Regions from separate parts of the Homo sapiens genome. Here region 1 is linked to region 2. A link is a contact called in ENCODE Hi-C or POLR2A ChIA-PET data. All regions are on one chromosome and are shown on one strand. Each heading gives the region's core, a stretch centred on a gene start or an enhancer-like site at or near the end of the contact. The rest is flanking DNA. Distances are from core to core; before and after follow the strand shown.

Region 1 (6,071 bases), core at 1,172-3,671, 260 kb after region 2:
CTGGACAGCCTCAACAGCAGGCATGTGTCACCTCGCTGTCCTGGGGGCTGGAAGGCTAACAGGAAGGTGTTGGCGAGGCTGGTTCCCTCTGAGGGTGGTGAGGGAGAATCCCTTCATGCCTCTCCGGCTTCTGGTGGATGCTGGTGATCTTTGGCGTTCCTTGGCTTGTAGATGTATCACCCAACTATTGCCTTCATGTTTGCTGGGCGTTCTGCCTGTGTGCATGCCTGTGTCCATGTGTCTCCCCCAACTTTTTTTTTTTTTTTTTTTTTTTTTTTGAGACGGAGTCTCGCTCTGTTGCCCAGGCTGGAGAGCAGTGGCACGATCTCGGATTACTGCAAGCTCTGCCTCCCGGGTTCATGCCATTCTCCTGCCTCAGCCTCCCGAGTAGCTGGGACCACAGGCACCCGCCACCACGCCCGGCTAATTTTTTTTTGTATTTTTAGTAGAGATGGGGTTTCACCGTGTTAGCCAGGATGGTCTCAATCTCCTGTCCTTGTGGTCTGCCCGCCTCAGCCTCCCAAAGTGCTGGGATTACAGGCATGAGCCACCGCATCCGGCCCACGTGTCCCCTTTCATAAGGACATCAGTCACATTGGATTAGAGCCCACTTTAACACAAGTCATATTGGTGAGGGGCCCACCATACGCCGGTGTGACCTCATCTTAACTAATTACATCCTCAGTGACTCTGTTTCCAAATAAGGTCACATTCTGAGGTACCTGGGGTTAGTACTTCATACGAATCTTGGGGAGATACAAGTCAATCCATAACACACACGCTCACACACACACAGTCTATTCAATCTCCTGGCGTGGGATTAGAATAAGAAACTGCATTAGTACGAGCCAGCAGTGTTCCTTGGTGGGCTGCATGGGACCCGTGGGCCAGACTGGTGAAGCTGTGACATCTTGGGCACCTGCGGCCTTCGGGAGTGATTTGGTCTTGTCTTCAACTGAACCAGCCGCAGTCCCAGGCCCAGGTGGAGCCTGTGGGCCTGGAGATGTTCCTGAAGGCAGCTGCTGAGAACCAGGAGTACCTGATTGACAAGTACTTGACAGACGGAGGGGACCCCAATGCCCATGACAAGGTAGCACAGGTTGGGTGAGTCGGCTGGCAGCAGCTGCAGCTGCAGGAGCGCTGCCTTCAGTGTGTTCAAGTCCTGGCCTAGGAGGCTGCAGGGATTTTCACTCTTATGGGCATGAATCCAGTGGCACCTGCAGACGGAGGAGAGGGAGCGGCCCATCGCGTGGTGGGGGAAGTGGCAATTCCATTCAGGGACCTGGCCCTGGGAAGGGGACCGCGTGGGGTCTCTAGGGGTGGCTGCACTCCCTCTGCCTAATCTTCCATCTCTGCCCTCAGCTCCACCGCACCGCCTTGCACTGGGCCTGTCTGAAGGGTCACAGCCAGCTGGTGAACAAGCTGCTGGTGGCAGGTGCCACAGTGGACGCGCGAGACTTGGTGAGGATGGGGAAAGGCCCAGCCTCTGGTCGACGCCCAGCTTCACATCCCAGCAGCTGAGTGCTTGGGTGCTTTTGTTTTGCAGCTGGACAGGACACCTGTGTTCTGGGCCTGCCGCGGAGGACATCTGGTCATCCTCAAACAGCTGCTTAACCAGGGAGCCCGGGTCAATGCCCGGGACAAGGTGAGGGGCACGGTGCTTTGGGGGCCTGTCGGGAACACGGGAGCAGACGCTGTTCCTGGAGAAGAGAGCACGTAGTCCCATGGGTTAGGGAGGCCTCACCAATCCAGACCCAGCACTGACCCCCACTTGCTCTCAGATCGGGAGCACCCCCCTGCACGTGGCAGTGCGCACCCGGCACCCCGACTGCCTGGAGCACCTCATCGAGTGTGGCGCCCACCTGAACGCACAGGATAAGGTAAGGCAGGCGCTTGGTCTTTTCCGGCTCGGACAGCTCCAGAGGAGCAGGGACTGAGGAGCCCCAGCCAGGACCAGAGGTGCTGTCTGCTCGGTGACAGCAGCCCTGACCTTCCTGCATGAGGAGGGCAGCACGCGGAGGCAGAAGCTTGACTGCCTGCGTTCTCAGCAGGAAGGGGACACGGCTCTGCACGAGGCCGTGCGGCACGGCAGCTACAAAGCCATGAAGCTACTGCTGCTCTATGGGGCCGAGCTGGGGGTGCGGAACGCGGTGAGTGTGGGCGCAGCCCTGGCTCCTGACCCGAGGGCGGGTGGAGCGCCTGCAAGGGACTGACCCACACCGTTGCTCCCAGGCCTCCGTGACCCCGGTGCAGCTGGCTCGAGACTGGCAGCGCGGCATCCGGGAGGCCCTGCAGGCCCACGTGGCGCATCCCCGCACCCGGTGCTGACCGCAGCACCGCCCCCCGCCGCGCCTTTCGCACTGCCACCATTCCATCCTGTGCCCCGCCCCCGCGTCTGCACCTCTGTGGTTCCTGCCCTCAGCCCTGGTTCCTCCCTCTCTGGCCTGTGCCGCCTCAGCAGCCCTGGCAGAACTGAAGAGCGGCACCGGGCCCAGCAGGCAAAGAGAGAGGCCTCCCTGGCTTCGAGTGTCAGGGGAGCCGCGTTCCCTCCCAGGGCTGGAGCAGAGGACCACAAGGCAGCAGAAAGCGCGGGTCCAGATGAGGGCCAGGAAGGGGAGGAGAGTGAGGGCCAAGAACGAGCCTTAAGGGAGCAGTCCCAAGCTGGAGCCACCCAGGGCTGGGTCTGGGAGTCCTCAGTGTCCACTTGTCCCAGGTTAGGGGGCTTGCCTTGCTCTCTCCAGGGCCAGTCTGTGTGTGTGGGGACTCAGCCCGTGGCCGGCAGATGCCATCCAGGATGTACAAGGTGCAGCCAAGGCAGGCCATGCAGGGGCCGGGCCTGTCTGCAGCTGGTGGATGCCTGTGGGCATGGCTTTCTCTGGGGACCCCATTCCTGTCAGTAGCAACCCTGGCAGTGTCCGGAGCGGCTCTAGACAACTTTGGTCATAGGAACTCTGGAGGTGGGTTCTGGTCATCTGAGGTGGCTACTCAACAGGTTTGAGGCCCCACAGCAACAGAAGTCCAGGACCCACTAGGTTGCCTCAGAAGCCCTAAGACTGATGAGCTGGAGCGCGCATTTGAGAGAAGCCTCGCACCCACTGTGTACTGGCCCCGCTCAGGCCGGCCTGGCACACCGTTGCCTGCTGGCGGCTCTCATGGGGAAGCGCCTGGGCACTGGGGATTGCTTGTGGCCCACTCAACTCTTGGGGCAGTGGCCCGTAACCCTAGTTTGCCTGAGGCCCTTATGTCCCCTTATGTTCCTGGTACTGGAGCTTGAGCTCTTGCCTGGAACGCTGCAGCTGCACCCACCCTGCTTGATCCCACCTGGGAGGCCAGGACACTGAGGAGCTCTGAACCCAGCCCACAGGGAAGCAGAGGAAGGTGAGCCCCCGCCGCCCCCCAGCCCTTCCCATCCCTTCCCTGCTCCCTGGTGGTCTAAGGACCCAAGCTCCCTAGACTTCCTCTTCCACCGTCTGTACGTTTCAAATTACACTGGTGTAGGCCTGTACTGCTGGTGGGGCTGGGCCCCTAAACGCCAGAAAGTGAATCTTAAGAAGCTCTGCCCTAAACTGAGAACCACATGCTGAGGGAAGGGCTGAAAGGTGAAGGCTCAGCCTCCCTCACATGGGTCCTGGGTTACATTAGGTACCGGGCTGATTGATAGGCATTTGGCCATGGTTCCTTTTCGTCTACCTTTGGGGGCCTTCTCAGGCCCAGAACAAGGCTGTTGTTACTATGTGGAAAAGCTGACCAGTGCTGCACACTAGGGGCACACACCTTTCCATGAGCAGCTCCTGCCCTGTGGCGACAGCCAGCGTGCACCCAGACGCTGGTGCCATGGCGAAGCAGGCGTTCAAGACCATGGAGAAGACAACTCCTCATCTAGAAAATGAGGACACCTCAGTGACAAACACACCTTTTTATACCAATCAGTATCCTCTGTTCATTAAAACTGGCTATCCATTACAGCCTAGCCGTCTTTCCTGGGCCGAGAGGAGCCCATGCTTCAGTCACCAGGGACTGTCTGATAGGGCCCACGCCTGTTAGCCATGCCGGCCGACAGCAAGATAGGCCGAGTGCAGAGTGGGCGGGATGCGGGGTCCTGGCACTAGGCTTTTGTGCTTAAGGCACCTCTGCTCACTGACGACAAGGTCAAAGAGCAGTGGTTCTCCACCTCAGCTGCTTATCAGAATCACCAGGAAGGTTTAAAAAGTCCTGATGTCCAGACCCTAAGTCAGAAGCCCTGAGGGGAGGATCCAGGTATTCTCATGCAGAGGCCATGCTTGTCTATGTGGGAAATCCTAGGAATCTACAGAAAGCAGACAACTAGGGAGTCCAGCAAAATCTCGGGTGCAAGATAAACACACAAAAACCTGTTTCTACCTCCTAGAAATGAACATGTAGACACAAAAGTTAAAAATATGTACTGTTTACAATTGCTGAAAAAGGGAAATACTTCGGTTTAAATCTAACAAAATATGCAAGGACTTGTATGCTGAAAATTATAAAACGTGATGAAATCAAAGATTTAAATAGACATGCCATGTTCATGGATTGCTAGACAGAATACAGTAAAGATATCAATTCTCCTCAAATTAACATACAGGTTAAATGCAGTTCCTATCAAAATCCTAGAAGATGTTTTGTAGATGTAGACAAGGTTATTCTAAAATTCATATACAAATTTATAGCAAAAATATTTTGAAAAAGAATAGAGTGAGAGGAGGAATCAGTCCAGCTGATTTCAAGATCTACTATATAGCTATGTGAACCAAGAGTGCAATGCTGGCAGAGGCACAGACACACAGATCGACAGAGCCGAGATCATCACGGGAACAGGACCACACAAATATGCCCAGCTGACTTTAAGGTGCAAAAGTAATTCAATGGAGGAAGGACAGCCTTTCAACAAACGGTGCTGGAGCAGCTGGACCAGCTATAGGATTAAAAAAAAAGAACTTTAGCCTAAGTCTTACACATTATACAAAAATTAACATGGCTCACATGCATACTTAAATTTAAAACTATAAAACTTCTTTTAGGAAAAAACAGATAACCTTTGGGATCTAAGACTAGGTAGAGTTGTTCTTAAATGCAACACTAAAAGCAACAGTCCATAAAGGAAATATCAGTAAAGTGGACTTTATCAAAACTGAAAACTTTTGCTCTGTATAAAACCCTGTTAAGAGGGTGAAAAGATGGCCGGGCACGGTGGCTCACACCTGTAATTGTAGTACTTTGGGAGGTTGAGGCAGGCAGATCACTTGAGCTCATGAGTTTGAGACCAGGTGTGGGCAACATGGTGAAACCCCATCTCTATAAAAAATTAGCTGGGCATAGGCTGGGCATGGTGGCTCATGCCTATAATTCCAGCACTTTGGTAGGCTGAGGCGGGCAGATCATCTGAGGTCAGGAGTTTGAGACCAGCCTGACCAACATGGAGAAACCCCATCTCTACTGAAAATACAAAATTAGCCAGGCGTGGTGGCACATGCCTGTAATCCCAGCTACTCGGGAGGCTGAGGCAGTAGAATCACTTGAACTGGGAGGCGGAGGTTGCAGTGAGCCGAGACCACGCCATTGAACTCCAGCCTGGGCAACAAGAGTGAAACTACATCTCAAAAAAAAAAAAAAAAAAAATTAGCTGGGTGTGGTGATAGTCCCATCTACATGGGGAGCTGAAGAGGGAGAACTGCTTGAGTCCAGAAGTCAAGTATACAGTGAGCCAAGATTGTGCCACTGCACTCCACCATGGGTGACAAAGTGAGACTCTGTCTCAGGAAAAAAAAAAGGGGGGGAGGGGGAGGGGTGAAAAAGATAAGCTACAGACCAATGGAAACCAAAAATCCCATAAAGGAATCTCAAAGAACTCTCAAAACTCAACAGAAGAAACAATCCAATCAGAAAATGGGTGAAAGACAGGAATATTCCACTGAAGCGAAACACAGGTGTCCACCACTGGGAAATGCAAATGAAAAACCACCGTGAGGCATCACGACACACCTGTCAGAACGGCTGAAGTAAAAACATGTGGACACCACTAAGTGCTGTGGAGGATTCAGGGAAACTGATCA
Region 2 (5,896 bases), core at 2,925-5,424:
TCAGGATGGGCTGAGTTTTGCTGCAATAACAAAAGACTCCCAAATCTCAGTGTCATCTCCCTCATATTCCACATCCAATGTGAGTTGGCTGTGGCTCCATCTATGGCGTTTTTACTCTGGAACACAAGCTGACAGAGTGGTTTTTATTTAGAGCATTCTATCTAGTAGCAGAGGGAAAAGAGACATGGCAAACACAGGCCGGCTTTTACAGAAGCCTTGTAAGGGGTCTATGATGCTCCTACCCACATAGCATCGGCCAAAACAAGTCTGATGGCCAGGCCTTAGTTCAGCTAGATGTGAACACCCCATGCTCCAGCAGGAGGAGGCACAGCTGATGATGACCAACGGTGATTGAATCTACCCCAAGGAGATTATCAGAATGATGTGAGGTCTAAGAAAGGTGAGGGAACTAGGGGAGAGGTGGCAGAGGAATGACATGCTGGTTTTATTCAAACATATTAGAAAATGCAAGACAAGATGTGTTCTGCACAGCTCCAGGGGCAAGCTGAAGACATTTCTACCAGCTAGGAGTCACAGGCTTCAGGTTATCATGGGAAGCACATTCTGACAGGAAGGACTACCCAGCATTAGGGAATACCGAGGGCACGTTGTTACCTGGGCTGCTCCATGCGCCCAGGACAGTGATGACACTTGAAGACAGTGTTGCCTTCCATTCTCCCCCTCCCCATAAAATACTGGGCCCAGCTGCCCACACAGCAGTGAGCTCCCTATCCCTGAAAAAATGTAAGCACAGCCTGGGTGCTCCTGGACAGAGGGCTGTGGATGGAGCCCCTGCATCGCAGGGTGAGGCCAGACCACAGCAAGCCAGAGGAGGGTGTGTCTAGCCCAGGGTACACGTAGGACAGATAACCTGGCAGGGATGCTGTGCTCCTTCTTGCTAACATGTGCCCCTCTCAAGCTTCCAGGAAAAAAAAATCACATAATGAGGTTGCTAAGATCTACAGAAAGAATGAATCTTCTATCCATGAAATTGTGAAGAAGGGAAAAGAAATTTGTGCCAGTTTTACTGTCACACCTCAAAGTGCAAAACTTATGGCTACAGTGTGTGAGAAGCGCTTAGGGTAGAAAAAGCATTAGATTTGTGAGTGGAAGATGTCAACAGAAACGTATTCTGATTGACAGCAACCGTGTAGCACCAGATTAACTTCATCTGGATTAAATTTGTTCACTGGCATCAATGTATAGGAAAAGATGTGGCAGATGTAGGGTTTGGTACTATCTGCAGTTTCAGGCATCCGCCAGGGGTCTTTGAAGATATCCCCCAAGGATACTCCATATAAATGAAATCATCCAATATGTACTCATTTTTAATCTACCCTTTTTCACTCCAAATAATTATCTTGATATATATCCATGTTGTATCAACAATTCATCCCTTTTTCTTGCTAAGTAGTATTCCCTAGTGTGGCTAAACACAGAGTGTTTACACATTCACCTGTTAATGGAAAATTGGGTGGTTTCCAGTTTGGGGATTTTACAAAAAGCCTGCTGTGAACACTTCTGAATACATCTTTGCATGAGCATATTTTTCTTATTTCTCATGTAATTACTATCAAACAAAAATATAAATCTGGATTCCATAAAAAGAGAATTTATTCAAAAGGATTGTTGTGGGGGTTGGGGGGGGGACTATTACAATAAGGAGACAGTCTGACGATGTGATCCTCAAGTGTCTCAGAGGTTAGGCAAAGGGCTGACCTTGTATAGGGAGGCGTAAACGTGGCTAGAAAGAACTGTTATGGGAAAGTGAGCTGAGCAAGAGTGTCATGATCGAGCAGGTCTTACCATGCAGATAGCCTGTTCTCAGGAGGGACCCTCAGGAGGGCGGTGGGTTGGCACAAGCTGCGGGTGGGCCAAAGCTCAGGGGCTTGGAGAAGGAGAGAATCTGAACCAAGGTTTGGTTACAGGCATTTTGTTCTTATTGATCTGTGGGAACAAGCAGTCCAGCTAATCATTTATGATGCCAAGAATGGGAATTTAGAGGGTCTGTGTATGGTCTGGTCATGAGGGGACATTCAGGATTCTTATCCAAGCTATATGGAAAGTCACTGGTTCTTTCCAGTAGGGTGTTTTCTGGAACAAAGGAGTGGAGGGATTCCTTAATCTTCACTATTTCTAGGAGCAAAGGGCTAAGGTGCAACTCAATACTGTCAATAGTTAGGATTGAAATGGCTAGGTCATATGGTAGGAGTATGTTTAACTCTCTTCATACACTGCCAAATGATTTTCAATTGTAGTGATACTATTTTATAATCCCATAAGCAGTGTACAAGAATCCCAGGTCCTCCACATTCTTTCGAATACTTGGTATAATCAGTCTTCTTTGTCCATTCTAGTAGGTGTGAGACGGTGTCACACTGTGCTTGTAATTTGCATATCCTTAATTATTAATGATGTTGAGCATCTTTTCATGTCTTTCAATTTTCTATCTGTATATCTTCTTTGGTGAAGTGTCTGTTTAAATATTTTGTCCATTTAAAAAATTGAATTGTTTGATTTTATCTATTGATTTTAAGTGCTCTTTCTATATTCTGGATACAAGTCTTTTATCAAATATAGCCTCTGAAGATCTTTTCTTTCAGGCTGTAACTTAGCTTTTCAGAAAGTCTTTGGGAGCTATGGCTTAATGAAACACTTACGCCAGGTTCTCCTCAGCACATCCCCCTGATCACAGCCACCCCCATAGGCTCCATTTCTTTTTTTTTTTTTTTTTTTTTTTGAGACAGAGTCTCGCTCTGTTCCCCAGTGGTGTGATCTGGGCTCACTGCAAGCTCTGCCTCCCGGGTTCAGGCCATTCTCCTGCCTCAGCCTCCCGAATAGCTGGGACTACAGGCGCCCGCCAACACGCCCGGCTAATTTTTTGTATATTTAGTGGAGACGGCGTTTCATAATGTTGGCCGGGATGGTCTCGATCTCCTGATCTGATTCGCCCACCTTGGCCTCCCAAAGTGCTGGGATTACAGGTGTGAGCCACCGCACCCGGCCATAGGTTCCATTTCTATATCAGTGGTGACTTTCTGCAAGCTAGGCTGAAGTCCCAAGCTCCAGACCCACGTCTCCAACTGCCCACCGTTCAATGCCCTTTGGATGTCCCATGCAAATTGGAGCTCACTATCATCTCCCCAGACCCGCTGCTCCTCCAGAAGCCCTGTCTCCATGAACGGCCCTGCACCTACCGGGCTAGAGACCCAGGAGCCGGCCTTGTACCTGCTTCCTTCTCACTTCCACCTCCTGTCATCCAGAGCTGTCAGTTCTTCTTCCTGAACATCTCTGGACACTCACCTTCTCCGCCAAGCACCGCACCACCATTGTTCTCACCCGCACCACCCACCCAGATACCTTTCCTTAGACGGGTGGCCAGAGAAAAACTTCTCAAATAGAAGTCGGGCCATGGCACGCCACTGAGGACCTTCCAGCGGTCTCCTGTGCACTTAAACGAGGTCCAGACTCCTTTGTGGGACAAGTAAAGCTCTTGATGATCTGGTCCTTGAGTAATGTGGGGGCCTCTTGCCCAGAGCCCCTCACACTCTTCAAAGCCGGCAGCTGAAGAGCTGAGCAGTAGCTGTCTGTGGAGTTCAGCCACCGCTCCCCGCACGCCTGCCCTCTGCAGGGGATGGAGCACCGTTTCCCCACTTCCCCACCTGCGCCCAGCAGTGCAGGTGAAGGCCTGGCTGCGGAGAGTGGCTGGGAAACGCTGAGCTTTGGGGTCAGGAATGCCAGCTCCACTACTCACCGCCTGTGTCACCCTGGGAAAACAGCTCTGGCCCCAGGTTCTCCATAAGTAAAACAGGGTCACTCATCCCTCCCCTCCTTAACGACATATGTCAGAATCAGAAGCCACAAATCATTCTCTCCCACCCAGCACGCTGCCTTGGTCTCCTAGACCACTTTCCCCAACAATGGGAAAGGCGCCAGGCCCAGAACAAGGCCGAGACCGGATGAGGCCAGCGAAGCGCCCAGGGACAAACTTTCAGGCAGCGCCCACTCTCGGTCTCGGGCAATTGCAGGGTCCCTCCGAGAGCGACCGTCTCCAGAAAACGCGGCCGCCGCCTGCCTATGCCCTGAGCCTGAAGAGCCCCCGGCGCCGCCCGCCCCGCACTGGGCCCGCCCTCCGGGATTGGTGCCCTGCTAGGGGTGGTTGCCTGTGACGTCACAGGACGCGCCCGCTTCTCGCTGGAGTGCGCACCGAGCGGCAGTGACTTCGCCGCTGCTGTAGTTCCCCGGCTGGATGCGGTGACTGGTGCCAGTGCTCAGGCGCCCGCTGCCCTTGACCTCCCGCCCCGCGAGCCCTAACTCAGCGCAGGAGGACCGGCTGCCGCCGCCGCCGCCGCCAGGTAGACCAGGCCTGGCTGGGTTAGGCCAGAAGGGTGTCCCTGGCGCAGGTCTCCCGCGGAGGGCAGAACTAGAACCAGGTTCCCGGCCGTTTCCGACCACACGGATGGGGCGGACCCATGTGAGCCCTCACTAATTGCAGGGGACGAAGCTGGGCATATGGGGAAACTGGGGGTTTCCAGGCGAGTGGACGGTGGGATGGGATCCGACGTGCACACCCACGTTTCAGGCTACTGTTTCCACCTCACGTCGCCGCCCCTTTGCTTATGGACTCTTGCAGAGTTGGATTGAGCTCGGACTGTGTGACATAGTGGTTGTTGCAGAAGCCCCAGGGCCACTTTCTGACTAGTACCTTGGGCACCTGACGTCATCCCTTTGAGTCTCAGTGTCCTCTTCTGTAAAGTGAGGGCGCTTTACCTGAGGGGATTGCTGTAAGGTTGGAATGAACCTGCATGTGTGTGTCATGTGGGAAGGGAACAGTCAATGGGGCCTGGAGTTCTCTTGGAGAGCTGGTAACCAGCCTCGTCCCTGAGGCAATAGCCAGAGAGCGCCTGTAGTTTCCCCACGCATGGCTGTTTGCAGGGCCTCTGGAGGATCTCCTGTGGGAGGTCCCTACTTCTCACTACAATCTTTAGGGCCTTTGGAGGATTTCCTATGGAAGGTCCCCACTTCTCACCACAACATTCTGGGTTAAAATGTCCTTGGTAGGAAGATGGGGCTGAAGCTAGATTTTCTTGCTTGCATTACAGGCTTCTGAACCAAGGACTTCAATGTCACCTGGACTTGGATTCACATCCCAGCTCCCTCCCCTCCTAGCTTTAAGACTGTGTAACCTTGGGCAAATCCCTTAACCGCTTTAAGCCTTAACTGTTTCATCTGTAAAATGGGACTAACAGTACCTACCTTCCACAAGCGTCAAGAATTAAATCAGGCCGGGCGCCGTGGCTCACTCCTGTAATACCAACAATTTGGGAGGCCGAGGTGGGCGGATCACAAGGTCAGGAGATCGAGACCATCCTGGCTAACTCAGTGAAACACCGTCTCTACTAAAAATACAAAAATTAGCCGGGCGTGGCGGCATGCGCCTGTAGTCCCAGCTGCTGGGGAGGCTGAGGCAGGAGAATGGCATGAACCCGGGAGGCAGAGCTTGCAGTGAGCCAAGATTGCGCCACTGCACTCCAGCCTGGGCGACAGAGCGAGACTCCATCTCAAAAAAAAAAAAAAAAAAAAAGAATTAAATCAGACATTGTAGGTAGAGCACTTAATAGTTGGCATTCAGCGGCAGCAGTTACTGTTATGTTAGCATGTGGAGTGTCTGAGTGTGTGCACTTTGGCTCGAACAGCCTTTTGACAGTGGCACAGTTGGTGCTTGTGTAAGATAGCAGGGCAGAGAAGTCAAAACTCTGTTTTCTAGTCAAACTGGCGGGCCACAACAGTGGTGACCTAAGTCTAATGAGTCTTTAACTGAACAAGGCAGATTGAATCTCCAAGTGAGGACCAAGAGTCTGGGGCTCAGCTGCCTCAACATTTTTGGGCATAGAAG

What was found. A loop is a pair of places that touch in the nucleus more often than their neighbours do. ChIA-PET counts read pairs that join two places held with the same protein, here RNA polymerase II (POLR2A). Pooled maps may share reads with other maps.
Region 1: a pooled map of heart left ventricle shows a loop between it and region 2 (2.8-fold over the local background). The contact joins the enhancer-like site here to the promoter of FAHD2B in region 2. A Hi-C loop is called at or near these places in 2 of 50 pooled maps. POLR2A ChIA-PET finds 5 or more read pairs at or near these places in 4 of 52 experiments (GM10248, WTC11, activated CD4-positive, alpha-beta T cell and 1 more).

Annotation. Positions count from the first base shown.
Region 1 is chr2:96,835,806-96,841,876 of GRCh38, reverse strand. ANKRD23 (ankyrin repeat domain 23) reads left to right here. Exons shown (of 9, transcript NM_144994.8): 4 at 965-1,090; 5 at 1,363-1,461; 6 at 1,547-1,645; 7 at 1,782-1,880; 8 at 2,052-2,150; 9 at 2,233-3,965. The coding sequence ends at 2,328. It also overlaps a transcript of CNNM3 not described here. Among named protein-coding and RNA genes, the nearest start is that of ANKRD23, 5.2 kb to the left of the region's middle. RefSeq lists enhancers at 1-409, 3,441-3,995, 3,996-4,552 and silencers at 2,002-2,101, 2,242-2,301. Within about 2 kb of position 2,421, at least 4 of the 41 ENCODE cell types and tissues checked have a DNase peak (open chromatin) inside an H3K27ac peak, as active enhancers do.
Region 2 is chr2:97,093,160-97,099,055 of GRCh38, reverse strand. It overlaps FAHD2B (fumarylacetoacetate hydrolase domain containing 2B), which reads left to right and starts at 4,174. Exons shown (of 9, transcript NM_001320848.2): 1 at 4,174-4,355.